Regions from separate parts of the Homo sapiens genome. Here region 2 is linked to region 1. Evidence: read pairs that join two places in POLR2A ChIA-PET (ENCODE). Cell type or tissue: GM12878. All regions are shown on one strand. Each heading gives the region's core, and the rest is flanking DNA. Links, peaks and the distances in the headings are about the cores only.

The links. ChIA-PET counts read pairs that join two places held together with the same protein. Peaks named below come from ENCODE experiments on the same cell type or tissue, not always from the same donor. Only the 100,000 strongest peaks of a DNase experiment are listed, where the experiment ranks them.
Region 2: POLR2A ChIA-PET joins it to region 1 with 5 read pairs; 3 of 35 experiments call an interaction of 5 or more read pairs at or near these places.

What each region holds. Positions count from the first base shown.
Region 1 is chr12:679,549-687,162 of GRCh38, forward strand. It overlaps LINC02455 (long intergenic non-protein coding RNA 2455), which reads right to left. Exons shown (of 4, transcript NR_187480.1): 2 at 4,447-4,665; 3 at 2,204-2,347. Among named protein-coding and RNA genes, the nearest start is that of NINJ2, 20 kb to the left of the region's middle. RefSeq lists enhancers at 2,971-3,200, 5,777-5,896, 6,167-6,256. In GM12878, for the core only: no CTCF peak of the experiment used is centred there; DNase peaks (open chromatin) are centred at 2,339, 3,163 and 6,023; H3K4me3 peaks cover 1,092 bases; H3K27ac peaks cover 2,769 bases.
Region 2 is chr12:955,247-962,860 of GRCh38, forward strand. It overlaps a transcript of RAD52 not described here. Among named protein-coding and RNA genes, the nearest start is that of RAD52, 9.4 kb to the left of the region's middle. RefSeq lists enhancers at 3,017-3,518, 3,519-4,018 and a silencer at 3,260-3,459. In GM12878, for the core only: no CTCF peak of the experiment used is centred there; a DNase peak (open chromatin) is centred at 3,715.

The sequences.
Region 1 (7,614 bases), core at 1,204-6,203:
TCAGCCTTGGTCTGTTAGAGAGTAACATAAATTCAGTTTCATTTAAGGAACTGGTCAGCTTATTTTAAACACTTCCATTGCCTTCTAGGTCAAAGAAGCCCTCTGTGAGAAGGGCATTTGGACCGGCTGATCTTTGGATAACAATAACTGTTACTTAGGGATAGAAGGAATATAGAAAATGAGTCTATATATATAGACTCTTGAACCCAGGATTTTGTCACCAGCCTGGGCAACATAGCAAGACCCTGTCTCTACAAAAAATAAAACAAAAAAAAAAAAACAAAAAAAACTTTTTTAAATTAAAAAAATTTGAAATAAAAAAATATGTAGACTCATTTTATATATTCCTTCTATCCCTAAGTAACCCCCTCCATGAACAGAGGATGTATTCTGTACTTGCCTAAATTGCAAGAAATGTTTGAATGGCTAGATCTGGAAAATGTTGTGTTGGGTTAAGCACAGTCCTGAGCTCAGGAGTCTAAGACCAACCTGGGCAACATGGCAAAACCTCGCCTCTACAAAAAATACAAAAATTAGCCAGGTGTGATAGTCCCAGCTACTTGGGAGGCTGAGGCAGGAGAATCACTTGAACCCAGGAGGCAGAGGTTGCAGTGAGCCAAGATCGTGCCATTGCACTCCAGCCTGGGCAACAAGAGTGAAACTCCGTCTCAAGAAAAAAAAAAAGGAAAAACATGAACAGCCCAGCAGAGAAATGGGCAAAGAATTTGAACAATACCATGCAGCAGAAAAAGAAACTCAATGACCAAATATGAAAAAAGGCTCCACTCACTAGCAACCAGGGACATACAATTTAAAAACAACACTAAGATACAATTTCACACCCATGGAACTGGCCAAAAGTAAAATGTTTGACAATAGCAAATGTTGGCAAAGAGGTATGAAAATGAGAACTCTCATGCACATCTGGCAGAAGTGTAAATGACAAGGTCATTTGTGAGAATAACTTGACAATATCTAGAAAACTTGAAAATGTCCATAGTCCGGCTGGGCGCGGTGGCTCACACCTGTAATCCCAGCACTTTGGGAGGCCGAGGTGAGCGGATCACAAGGTCAGGAGTTCAAGACCATCCTGCCGAACTTGGTGAAACCCCCATCTCTACTAAAAATACAAAAAAGTAGCAGGGCGTGGTGGCGGGCGTCTGTAGTCCCAGCTACTTGGGAGGCTGAGGCAGGAGAATGGCGTGAACCCAGGAGGCGGAGCTTGCAGTGAGCCGAGATTGTGCCACTGCAGCACAATTGTGTCACTCCAGCCTGGGTGACAGAGCGAGACTCCATCTCAAAAAAAAAATTAGCCAGGCGTGGTGGCACGTGACTGTAATCCCAGCTACTCAGGAGGCTGAGGCAGGAGAATCACTTGAACCCGGGAGGCGGAGGTTGCAGTGAGCCAAGATTGCGCCATTGCACTCCAGCCTGAGCAACAGGGTGAGACTCCATCCCAAAAAAAAAAAAATTGTAAATAGTTTGTTCATTTGTAGGAGAATAGATAAATAAATCACAGTATATTTCTAATGTGGAATTCTATATAACAGTTTAAATCAATGAACTAGATCTATATGATTCAGCATTGATAAGTCCTGAAAATTATTGACTAAAAATTGTACATTATAAAAGGATGATCCCATTAACAAATATTTTCTAAAATATGCAAATGAATACCATCTCTATTACAGTGTATTTGTAGTGAAAATATAAAATAGGGTCTAGATACACGTCACATTCATGTGGCTGCTTCTAGCGGGAGAGGGAAGCAGTTCTGGGACTGTGATAGTCATTAGGCCTCTTTAAGAGCCTTTCTGGCCAGGCGTGGTGGCTCACACCTGTAATCCCAGCACTTTGGGAGGCCGAGGCAGGTGGATCACAAGGTCAGGAGATAGAGACCATCCTGGCCAACATGGTGAAATCCTGTGTCTACTAAAATACAAAAAAAAATTAGCCAGACGTGGCGGTGTGTGCCTGTAATCCCAGCTAGTCGGGAGGCTGAGGCAGGGGAATCACTTGAACCCCGGAGGCGGAGGTTGCAGTAAGCCGAGGTCGCACCACTGCACTCCACCCTGGAGACAGAGCAAGGCTCCATCTCAAAAAAAAAAAAAAAAAAAAAGGAATCTTCTGGATTTCCTTCCAGTACATGGTAGGATTGTATGTCCTTACATTCTTTGAAGTTAGGCACAACCACATGACTTACCGTGGCCAATACATGTAAGTGGAAGTGTTACTTTTGGGTGGAAGATCTAAGAACGATATGCACAATTTACCGAGCTCTTCCCTTTGCTGTAGTGATCATCAATGTTTCAGATTCAGTGTTTCAGTCCACTTCATCCGCTGGGTCCTGGAGTGAAGACAGTGTATGATAGTTTCCAAATGACCCACAGTGAACATGAGGCATGACTGAGAAATGGATCTCTGCTTCCTTAAGCCACTAAAACTGTGGGAGTATATGTTTGTTACTGTAGCATAGCTAGCCCATCACATTGATACAGGGACTTCAACTTTATCTGTAATGTTTCATTCCTTCTTTTTGTTTTTAAGGTCTAGAGAACATATGACTAAGTGTTAACATTTGTTCATTTTGAATGGAGAGTGTTGAGTCTTATATTACCCTCATTCTTTTTCGTTTTTTGTGAACATTTTTTTAAAGTCCCCTGGAATTGGCCGGGCATGGTGGCTCATGCCTGTAATCCCAGCACTTTGAGAGGCTGAGGTGAGTGGATTGCCTGAGGTCAGGAGTTCGAGACCAGCCTGGCCAACATGGTGAAACCCTGTCTCTACTAAAAATACAAAAATTAGCCAGGTGTGGTGGCAGATGCCTGTAATCCCAGCTACTCGGGAGGCTGAGGCAGGAGAATTGCTTGAACTCGGGAGGCAGAGGTTGCAGTGAGTCCAGATGGCGCCACTGCACTCCAGCCTGGGCAACAGAGCGAGACTCTGTCTCAAACAAAAACAAAAACAAAAACAAAAACAAAACAAAACAAACAACAACAAAACACCAATTCTGATATGCATGTTCTTCATGTTAAGCCATCTCAAACCTCTTCAGAAAACAAAAGTGATAAAGTGTGAATCCTCTGTCACGTCATCTCCTTTTCAGGGCCTCCGCCCTGACTATGCTTCATTTCTCCTACAGCAAGGGGACCTCGGCTGCAGGGGAAACCTGCTCATCAGTCCTTAACACGGCCACTGCGCTACGTAAAAGCCTAGTGTGAGCAGGGTGAGCCTGTAACGTGGGATTGGTCCTGACCTCTCACGTTGGTATAATAAAGGAGGGCTCTCTGTGGAAAGAGAGCTTTGTGTCTACTTCGTATTTGTAAAACAGATGCTTCCATGACTTCCTTTTCTTCCCACACAGTATTTTATATTAAATATCTAAATGAGAAACACAGAGTCAAGATCGCTGAAATGGCTCAGCAATACACCTCACCTATAAATCAAAGCAAAGGAACGCTTCAGCAGTGAAAAACAGTCTGTCCCAAGAGACAGGATACTTCTCTTCTATTTGTGGGTATGCTATTGTCCTGCCATGTGACCTGGCCTCTGTAGGACTTCACGTCCTTTCTGTATAATATGACATTTCTCCTAACACTAACTTTCTATCAACACTTTCATTTTAAAAATTAGAAGTTATTATTTTCTTGTATTATTTTAAGTCCTCAAAATTAAAAAAAAAGAAAAATTACGAATTAAAAAAATAACTTGGCCGGGGGCAGTGGCTCACACCTGTAATCCCAGCACTTTGGGAGGCCGAGGCAGGCGGATAACCTGAGGTCAGGAGTTCAAGACCAGCCTGACCAACATGGAGAAAACCCGTCTCTACTAAAAATACAAAATTAGCTGGGTGTGGCGGTGTGTGCTTGTAATCCCAGCTACTTGGGAGGCTGAGACAGGAGAATTGCTTGAACACGGGAGGTGGAGGTTGCGATGAGCCAAGATTGCACCATTGCACTCCAGCCTGGGCAACAAGAGCAAAACTCCATCTCACAAATAAAATAAAATGAAATAACTTAAGAACCAAATAGAGTTGAAATATTACACATTAGTAAGTATGTGATCAAAGGCAGGCAGTTCCCCAGGCGTGTAGCAACAAGTGATACAGGAATGAAATCCTAGTCCCCAGGGTGGGACTAGGGTGATATGGGGGTAGAATGATTTCGGACATGGGATTTGTTTTTGTTTTTGTTTTTGTTTTAGCATTCCAAAAGCAGCTTTCTTTTATAACATAAAGAAATCAGAAGAAGGCTTTCAAGACAGTATGATCAACTAAGACGCTATTTCCCAAACTAGTGCTCTGAGGGACACTATCTTTAGAGTTCCTAAGTAGGTATACTTAATGCTCACATGTGGAAAATTATGTATGCTCTATCTCCCTCGGAGAATCATCATGCATGTTATCTTATGAAAGACTGAGAAATCCTACAGAAAAAAAAAACCCACCTATTTTAACTTTGTTTCATCCGGCGTTCACAAATGCATCTGTGCATGGATCACTTTTTTGCTCACTGCCATCACCACCTTCCACGTCAACACGGGGAGTGCTGCGCCAAGGCAGCGTCTTGGCCTGTGAATCACAAGCCACGGACTCTTTTGTGTGTTTCTGCCACAGCATTGCTGAGTAACCTGGTCAGCCCTCTGTTGGGGTCTTGATTTCTCCACCTGAAAAACGAGGACGATAACACTTGTCCACACTTAAGAGAGATGAGCTAGATAATGTCCATGAGGGCTTTGACCCTTTAAAGCAGGTTCTATAGAAACAATGTTATTATCTCAACCACACAAGCACGATGGGATAACAAGTCACATCATTAGATTCTATTATACACACCCGGACCCCGCAGAGGCACCACACTTAGCTTTCTGTCCTGGTCCCTGAGGGCTTTACATACATTTCATATGCTCCAGTAAGCAAACCCATTCCATGCTGGTTCCTGCTGCAAACAGACCAAAAAGGAAAGAAAGGAAATACAGAGAAGCAGACAAAGTGCAGAAATAGAGAATGCAGGAACAGCAATGGTTAACAGTGACTGAGTACTTACTAGGTGTTACCCACGTGCAAGGCAGTTGAAACACAGTGTTTAAATCATCCCATCTAGGGCTGGGTGCAGTGGCTTACGTCTGTGATTCCAGCACTTGGAAGGCCGAGGCAGGAGGATCATTTGAGCCCAGAAGTTTGAGACCAGCCTGAGCAACACAGTGAGACCCACATCTACACACACAGACACGCAACACACACACAGACACACACACACAAACTGACCCATCTAGCCCTCACCAAAATCCTAAGGAAGACACACTTATTATGACAATATTGGAGGTTAGAGAGTGTGGCTTGCCCAAGGACATACAGGTATTACCTGAACAAGCCTGCCTGATTCCAAAGCCTACATGACATTGTTTCCTAAGGTAGTACACATAAAATAATCTTAGGTGGTAAAAAAAAAATTATTTTAATAGTTTTGCATTTTAATGTATATTTGAAAAAACATCATATGTATTGCAAAGCCATGGTTCCATTAAAAAATATCATAGGTGAAGATAAGAAAATAAGAAAGTCTAATTAAGAAAATAATAGTACAACTGATATGTGGACACGTCAAAAATCATGAAGGTGGTGTGCTAGTGAATGAAGCTGGGGAATCATTGCAATACATCCTTCTACCTTCCAAAAACCTTCTACCTCCCAAAAAAGAGAAGGTAAGCCAAAGCCCAGTTAGATTCACCTTAACCAGGCTTTTTGTTTGTTTTATTTTGTTTTGTTTTGACTCTCACTCTGTCACCCAGGCTGGAGTGCAGTGGCGTGATCATAGCTCATTGCAGCCTTGAACTCCTGGGCTCAAGAGATCCTCCTGCCTCAGCCTCCTGAGTAGCTGGGATTACAGGCGTGTACCACCATGCCTGGCAGACTCACATCAACAAGCCTTTGAGCTTGTTTCTGACTCCTCTAGGCTCAAGTGCAAGAGAGGAAATGAAGTTGAGTGAAGGCTGAAGGTTGGCAACGGTTGCTATGTTTATCTGCGGTGGGGAGGTGGGGGCAGAGAGGCATGTCTGTGATTGTGAGATCTGATTCACAGAAAATCACAGACTGACAAGCACCATCTCCTACAGAGAAGGAAACAATATCTTTAAATTCTTGGCAACCCTCTCCCTGACCTTCCAACTGTGCACAGCTGCCTGGTTCATCTTTCAGCTCTGTAGAGAAGGGGAAGGTCTTAGTTAAGACTTCTTGGTTGCAAAAGCAACCCACTCAACTAGTTCAAGTCAAGCAGAAAAAAGAAAGAAGGGTTTTTGTAGATACTGGGTTTTGTACAGACCACCAAAAGATGGGAGCTGGAGTGGGAGTCAGGACCCATGACTGCTCTTTGTTTTTTGGGGTCTCTCATCTCTGCTTCTCTGAGGTTCTCCTTCATTCTCTCTTTCTGAGCTTCACCAGGCATGACCATCTGGCCCTAGCCTTACATCACTTCTTTTTTTTTTTTTTTTTTTTTTTTGAGACAGAGTCTTTCTCTGTCACCCAGTCTGGAGTGCAGTGGTGCGATCTTGGCTCACTGCAAGCTCCGCCTCCCGGGTTCACGCCATTCTCCTGCCTCAGCCTCCTGAGTAGCTGGGACTACAGGCACCCACCACCACGCCCGGCTAATTTTTGTATTTTTAGTAGAGATGGGGTTTCACTGTGTTAGCCAGGATGGTCTCGATCTCCTGACGTCGTGATCTGCCCGCCTCGGCCTCCCAAAGTGCTGGGATTACAGGTGTGAGCCACCATGCCCGGCCATCACTTCACAATTCTAGCCCCTACCGGACAAGGCCCAGTGCTTCCAGGCCTCAATTCTAAGCTGCCATTAGCAAGTCAGATTGGCCCAGCTAGAGTCAGGAGTTCACTGCTGCACAGTGCATTATAGCTAGGGTAGGTCACGGTGTAAGCAATTAACAGGTCCTTCTGAAATCCAGCATCCTCACACTCAATGGTTCCTATGATTTCTAATGGGCAAGAGCTGGGTCAACTTCCCTGATACTGTGGCCACTATAGTCCCAGCTTTCCTGCTCTTTCAGTACGGCAAGTTGTATTTTGACATTTGAAATAAAGCATTGGGTTTCCTGCATCAGTAACAATGCTTCTTTCATTCTACCAACTTTGGTCACCTTGAGTCTTGAAGACGATTGATACTTACAGGGCGATAAACATGTAATCATTTGGCATAGAGAAAAAGGGTTAAGAAGCTGTGCTATCAGGAATGGTTATAGAGTACCCACTGGCACCATGTAGGGGGGCTCTGGGAACAGCTGAAGTGATGATGTTGATTATGATGCTAAAGATGATGGTAACAGCAATAAAAGAATTGAGAAGGATGGGTCTCCTGAAAAAACATAAGAATACAGATAGAGAAAAGGAGCACAAATAATAGATCTCCACGTAGTGAAAATAATCTTGAGCTAAGGACTCAAAGACTTGGGTTCTAGACTTGTCTTTGTCCCTTAACTACGTGAGTTAAGATCATTCACGTAGTGATCTTAGACTAATCACTTGGCTAGTTGTGGTCCATATCTGTAAAAATCGAAATGACTTTCTAAGCCAGAAATTTCTGGGATCCTACGGTCTATAATTCTATG
Region 2 (7,614 bases), core at 1,500-6,499, 280 kb after region 1:
ATAGAGGACAAAGCATAAGTAAGAATGCAAGGGCAAGAAATTAAGAGTATGTTTACAGTATAATCCAATTTGAATGAACCACAGGATATAGGAAGGTTTAGTGTGTGCCGACTGTGTAAAGATATCTGTAGAAGATACAGTGATGCTTAGTCAATGGCCATGACCCCAACCCATTATCTTGCTAACAGAACCCTGATTTGGGACAGCAACGTACTGTTCTTCTTCTTCTTTCTTTTTTTTTTTTTGAGACGGAGTCTCACTCTGTCGCCCAGGCCATAGTGCAGTGGCGCAATCTCAACTCACTGCAACCTCTGCCTCCCAGGTTCAAGCAGTTCTCCAGCCTCAGCCTCCCGAGTAACTGGGACTACAGGCACACGCCACCACGCCCAGCTAATTTTTTGTATTTTTGTTAGAGACGGGGTTCACCATATTGGCCAGGCTGGTCTCGAGCTCCTGACCTTGTGATCCGCCTGCCTCGGTCTCCCAAAGTGCTGGGGTTACAGGTGTGAGCCACTGCACCTGGGCATTTTTGTTTTTTTTGTTTTTTTTTGAGATGGAGTCTTGCTCTGTTGCGCCCAGGCTGGAGTGCAGTGGCACCATCTCGGCTCACTGCAACCACCACCTCCCAGGTTCAAGCAATTCTCCTGCCTTAGCCTCCCTAGTAGCTGGGATTACAGGCATGCGCCACCATGCCCGGCTAATTTTTGCATTTTTAGTAGAGAGAGGGTTTCACCATGTTGGCTGCCCAGCCCAATGTACTCTTCTGTAGAGCTTAAATCTGGATTGATCTAAGTTCATTGTAGCAATTTACTTCCCTTTGCCTGCTACTCCCCTTCCTATACTCCCTTGAACAAGGGGCAGCCACATGACTCAGCTCTGGCCAATAGAATGCAAGTGGAAGTCTTCTGGGAACTTTTTTGTTCATCCTCTTCTGTTTAGCACTACGACAGCCATCTTCCAACGCAATAAGCAGGGACAAGAAAATTTCAGAAGCCAACCCATAATTCTGACGTCGTTAGAACCAGGTTCAGCCTCTGAACCTGTCGTATAGGCCTCAGCACTTAGAACAACCCTGTGCTTGGTTCAATGTTCTATGCTGCTATAAGTTATTAATCATTTTTAACAAGGGGCCCTGTTTTATTATTTTGCATTGGGCCCCACAAATTGTATAGCTACTCCTGATAGGAACCACAGTGCAAATTCTGGAATCTCTTATTTCTAATCCTTTTGTTAACAGTAAATATCCTTATGGATGAAAACACTGTTGATTGGGTTTTCTGTTACTTATAGCTAAACACATTCTGTTTTGTTTTGTTTTGAGACAGAATCTTGCTGCTTGACTCAGGCTGGAGTGCAGTGGTGTGATATTGGCTCACTGCAACCTCCGTCTCCCGGGCTCAAGCGATCTTCCTGCCTCAGCCTCCCAAGTAGCTGGGATTATAGGCACCCGCCACCACACCTGGCTAATTTTTGTATTTTTAGTAGAGACAGGGTTTCACCATGTTGGCCAGGCTGGTCTTGAACTCCTGACCTCAGGTTATCTGCCTACCTCGGCCTCCCAAAGTGCTGGGATTACAGGCGTGAGCCACCGCGCCTGGCCCCATTTCCATATTCTTAAAGTGAGAATAAATAACATCTACTAGTTAGAGTTGTGGGAAGATTAGATGAGTTATAAGATTATAGTTATTAGATGAGATATAAAGCACACAATATCTGACATTTAATAGATGTTTCTGTAATGTTAATTGCATTCTTTTTCACTTCCACACCTTACAATGAACCCACCTGATAAAAGGAGAGAAGCATAAAAATTCCATGCAGACAAAAGTCCTTATCTGGGCCAACTACCTTCAGATTTCAGTTGTTTAAAAAAGCCAAATAAGAAAAGAAGGAAATAAAATTTTCACTTATTAAGAATTACCATTTTGAGGCTGGGTGCAGTGGCTCATGCCTATATTCCCAGCACTTTGGGAGGCCGAGGCAGGTGGATCATCTGAGGTCAGGAGTTCGAGACTAGCCTGGCCAACATGGTGAAACCCCGTCTCTACTAAAAATACAAAAAAACAATTAGCTGGGCGTGGTGGTGGGCGCCTGTAATCCCAACTACTCGGGAGGCTGAGGCAGGAGAATCGCTTAAGCCCGGGAGGCGGAGGAGGTTGCAGTGACCCAAGATCATGCCATTGCGCTCCAGCCTAGGCAACAAGAGTAAAACTTCGTCTCAAAAAAAAAAAAAAAAAAAAAAAAGAATTGTCATTTTGTATGGGCACGGTGGCTCATGCCTGTAATCTCAGCAGTTTGGGAGGCCAAGGCGGGTCAATCACTTGAGTCCAGGAGTTCGAGATCATCCTGGGCAACATAGTGAGAACCCATCTCTGCTAAAAATACAAAACAATTTTAGCTGGCTGTGGTGGCACACACCTGTGGTCCCAGCTACTTTGGAGGCTGAAGCACAAGAATCACTTGAGCCCAGGAGGCGGAGGTTGCAGTGAGTGGAGATCGCGCCACTGCACTCCAGCCTGGGCAATAGAGTGAGGCCCTATCTCAAAAATAAATAAATAATAAAAAACAAAAAAAGAATTGCCATTTGGCTTAGGCATTAGCCAAAATGGGCTTTACGCATATTAATTTCCTACTTTGTTACCAGGAATATTTTTCTGGAGATGGAATCATCATTTGTTTTGCTGAATCTCGTTGTGGGCAGTGCTCACCAGGGCGGTCTCGCCCCTGCACCTGTGGCAAGAGCCAGTGGCTTGACTGGGGGCTGCAGGATCTGTTCTTCAGGATGGCTCACTCGCGTGGCCAGCAAGGAGGTGCTGCTCCCAGCCCAGAGGTAAGGGGGCTCCGGGGCTGGGAGGAACATGGGGCTCCTCTCCATGTGGGCCTCTCCGCAGACGGGATTTCTCAGGGTGCATGACTGAGTTCTAAGAGTGAGCATTCCGGGAGAATGTCAGAAAGCTGTATTGCCTTCTATTTTATTTTATTTTTTGAGACAGGGTTTCGCTTTTGTCGCCCAGGCTGGAGTGCAATGGCCAGATCTTGGCTCACTGCAAACTCGGCCTCCTGGGTTCAAGCCATTCTCCTGCCTCAGCCTCCCAAGTAGCTGGGATTATAAGCGCTCGCCACCATACCCGGTTAATTTTTGTATTTTTAGTAGAGACGGGGTTTCACCATGTTGGCCAGGCTGGTCTCGAACTCCTGACCTCAAGTGATCCACCCGCCTTGGCCTTCCATTGTGCTGGGATTACAGGCATGAGCCACTGTGCCCACCCAGCCTGCATTGCCTTTTATGACCTAGCCTGAGAAGAAAACATAGCCTCACCTCTCACTGGGAGACTGTTGAAGTCATGTGAAAGAAGAACATGCAGAACCAGTGCTGTTGTTACAGCCATTTTTGGAAAATGCTGCTGGCCACAGAATACTGATGGTCTGGGCCAGGCAATGAAGTGTCTGGCAGCCTATGGTGTGCTTCACGTGGAACACAGGCTGAAATGGGAAGGATCTGGGTCCTGCAGGGTGCGTGTGGCGATTCAGAGGCCCTTCTACAAGTGGCGGTGGGTGGGGCACTCAGCTAGGATGGAGGCTGGCTTGAGGAGGTTGGGGGCATTTTCCTCAAGCACCCTATGGTGGTATTAGTAACTCGGCCAGCTTCCAAATTTAGTCATAACATTGTGTGTCTTTGAATTCCCCTGCGATCCTCAGGGGATAAAGTATTCTTTCTGTTTCCTGTCCTTGGCTATTGTGTGATAGCAGCTGTACTACTGATCCAGGCGCTGTCACTCCGCCCACCAGAGAAAGGTGCATTTAGGCATATGACTTAATACTTTCACAGGAGAGTTCTAAAAAAGTAAGAATAATGCTAAGATTAACTGTTTACTCAACCGAGTGCTGAGGGCTTCCTATGCATTATCTCATTTAGTTCTCAAAAGGATTCTAAGAACCGGCACTAGTATCATCTCTATTTCACAGTTAGAAAACTGCATTTTAGAGATGTGAAGTAATTGGCAAGGTTAGGGACTCTCAAATCCAAGGCTGATTGCAGTGCCTCTTAGCTATACTACCTTATTATGGTTAAATCTATAATTTTATTCACTTAATGCATATTTATTAGCCCCTATCAGGAGTGAGCATTGTTCTAAGCACTAAGAATACATTTGTGAATGAAGGAGATAAAGTCTATACTGTCACGGAGCTTACAATAAAATAGCAGGTCACAGGTTATGGTGACGTTAAATGAGATGTTCGACAATGACTTTATGTCGATAACTGCGTGACAAGAAAAAGCCAATCATGGCTAAGGCTGGGGGAAGAGCAGTTCTGGCGGATGTTGAGATAAACTTCGTACATTTAAATTTTCAAAAGTGTATTTCAGCAGACAGTGGTTCATGAATCAGGGGGCACCAGAATCCAAGAAGTCCAGTGCTCCACTAGGGAAATGTGCAAGAGCAAAACCTTCATAAGGTGTTCTCAGAAGCAAGACAAAGACAACATATTTGATTGGTTACATTGGAAAGTCTCTAGTTAAAGGTGAGTTGGAAGTTTCTGATCAGTAAAGTCCCTAGTTAGGGTTGGTTGCTGGCTTCTGGGTGGTTAAGCTGAAGTTTCACCCTTTACATGGGCTTTAGTTTGCTTACTGAGAAACCCATGGCCCTGAAGCTGTTTCAGCCTGATGTTCTCCAAATTCAATTATTTTAACACTGGGCACAGCAAATACAAAGGTCCAGAGGTGGGAAGGAGTTTCGGTAATGGGTCAAAGGGAGATTTGTACAAGATGTAGGGAGGGAGGGCACAGGCCTTATAAGCCAGGGTAAAGATTTGGGGGTTTAAGTTTATGGGACCCCTATAAGGTGGACCATCCATAAAGGACCAAGGGCACTTTCGAGATTTCAAGCAGGGAAATGCCCTGATCTGAATAGAAACATCACTCTGGTTGTTGTACGGAGAATGGATTGTAGGGAAATGTGTGGATGCAGGGGCACCAGCTAGGAGCTGAGAGATGGTAGCTTAGTGAAGTTGGAAAGAAAATAACAGATATGGAAAATGTGTTCACAGAGAATCTATAGAGGATCCAAACTGTTGGACTTGACCATAGTTTGGATAATGGTGGTAAAGAAAGGAATCAAGGATAATACCTGGGTTTTTCACTTGAGTAACCGAGTAAATGTTGGTGTTATTTACTGAAGTAGGAAAGACAGAGGCAGGAGCAGGTTTAGAAGAAATGGAGAGGTCTGATTTTCTTGGATTTGTTTGCTTGTTCTGACACCCAGGCTGGAGCTGCACTCGATCATAGCAAACTGCAGCCTCAAACTCCTGGGCTCAAGCAATCCTCCTACCTCAGCCTTCTGAGTAGCTGGGACTATAGGCACATGCCACCACACCCTATTTTTGTTGTTGTTGTTGTTTGTAAAGACAGGGTCTTGCTATGTTGCCCAGGCTGGTCTTGAACTCTTGACCTCAAGCGATGCCCCCCTTCTTAGCCTCCCAAAGTGTTGGGATTATAGATGTGAGCCACCTTACCCAACCAAAGTTCTGTTTCAAATATGTTAATATGTTACCTGTTAGGCATCCAGATGAAAATGTCAACTTAATATGTGAATCAGAAGTCAGGACATAGAGCAGAGCAGAGCTAGAAATATACATAAAGAAGTCATTGGTACACAGATACTATCTGAAGCCATGGGAGTAGGTAAGAGTAAAGTATAAAGAGAAGGAGCCCCAACACTGAGTCCTGAGCACTCCAACACATAGAGGCAAGACAGAGAAGAAATAAGCAAAGAAAATTGAAAAAGAGGGGCCGGGTGCAGTGGCTCACACCTGTAATCCCAGCACTTTGGGAGGCAGAGGCGGGCCGATCACCTGAGGTCAGGAGTGACCAGCCTGGCCAATATGGTGAAACCCCGTACTAAAAGTACAAAAATTAGCTGGGCGTGGTGGCAGGCGCCTGTAATCCCAGCTACTTGGGAGGCTGAGGCAGGAGAATCGCTTGAACCTGGGAGGCAGAGGTTGCAGTGAGCCGAGATAGTGCCATTGCACTCCAGCCTGGGTGACAGAGTGAGACTCCATCTCAAAAAAAAAAAAAAAAAAAAAAAGGGCCAGTGAGGTAAAGAAGAAAGCCAGGAAGTTACTTGTTATGGGCTGAATTATGTTCCTCCCAAATTCATGTGTTGAACCCCTAATGTCCAATACCTCAGAATGTGACCATATTTGGAAATAGAGCATTTGAAGCCATAATTAAGTTGAAATGTTGAAATGAAGCATTAGGGTGGGCCCTAATCTAACCTGACTGGTGTCCTTAAAGGAGGAGGAAATTTTGTCACAAAGAGAGACACTATGGCTGGGCACGGTGGTGGCTCATGCCTGTATTCCCAGCACTTTGGGAGGCTGAGGTGGGTAGATTACTTGTTGCCAGGAGTTCGAGACCAGCATGGCCCACATAGCGAAACTCTGTCTTTACTAAAAATACAAAAAAATTAGCAGGGTTTGGTGGCATGCACCTGTAATCCCAGCTACTCGGGAGGTTGGAGCAGTAGACTCGGTTGAGCCTAGGAGGCAGAGGTTGCAGTAAGCCAAGATCAATCCACTGCACTGCAGCCTGGATGACAGAGTGAGACCCTGTATCTAAAAAAGAAAGAAAAAAGAGAGAGAGAGAGACACTAGAGGGATGTGCTCACACAGTGGAAAAGCCATGTGAGAAGCCACGTGAGAAGCCATGTGAGAAGGTGGCCATCTGTAAGCCAAGGAGAGATGCCTCAGGAGAAACCAAACCTGCTGACACCTTGATCTTAGACTCTAGCCTTTAGAACAAATTTCTGTTCTTAAAGCCACCCAGTCTGTAGTATTTAGTTATGGCAGCCCTAGCAAACTACTACAGTATTTTACTCCAGAAGCAGAGAGAAGAAAATGTTTCAAGTAAGATAAATGGTCTACTGTGTAGGACATTGACAAGAGGCAGGGAAAATAAAGATGGAGAAGTGACCACCAGTAAGGAACAAGATTATCTTACCAATTCTAATAAGAGCAGTTTCCTGGAAGCATGAGTAGAATCGAGAGAATGCACAATGAGGAGTTAGAGGTGGCCCCATCTGCCACGCTTTCTTTCCTTTTTTTTTTTTTTTGAGACGGAGTCTTGCTCTGTCGCCCAGGCTGGAGTGCAGTGGCCTGATCTCGGCTCACTGCAAGCTCCGCTCCCAGGTTCACACCATTCTCCTGCCTCAGCCTCCCGAGTAGCTGGGACTACAGGTGCCCGCCACCACGCCTGGCTAATTTTTTTTTTTTTTGTATTTTTAGTAGAGATAGGGTTTCATCTTGTTAGGCAGGATGGTCTCGATCTCCTGACCTTGTGATCCACCCGCCTCGGCCTCCCAAAGTGCTGGGATTACAGGCGTGAGCCACTGCACCTGGCCCAAGGAAGACATTTTTTAAGACAGATATTTGAGTATGTTTGCATGCCTTATTTATTTATTTATCTATCTATTTATTTATTTTCCTGAGGCAGGGTCTGGCTCTGTCACCCAGGCTGGAGTGCAGTGGCATGACTCAGTTTCCTGCAACTTCTACCTCCCTGGCTCTAGCCATCCTCCCACCTCAGCCTCCTGAGTAGCTGGGATCACAGGCATG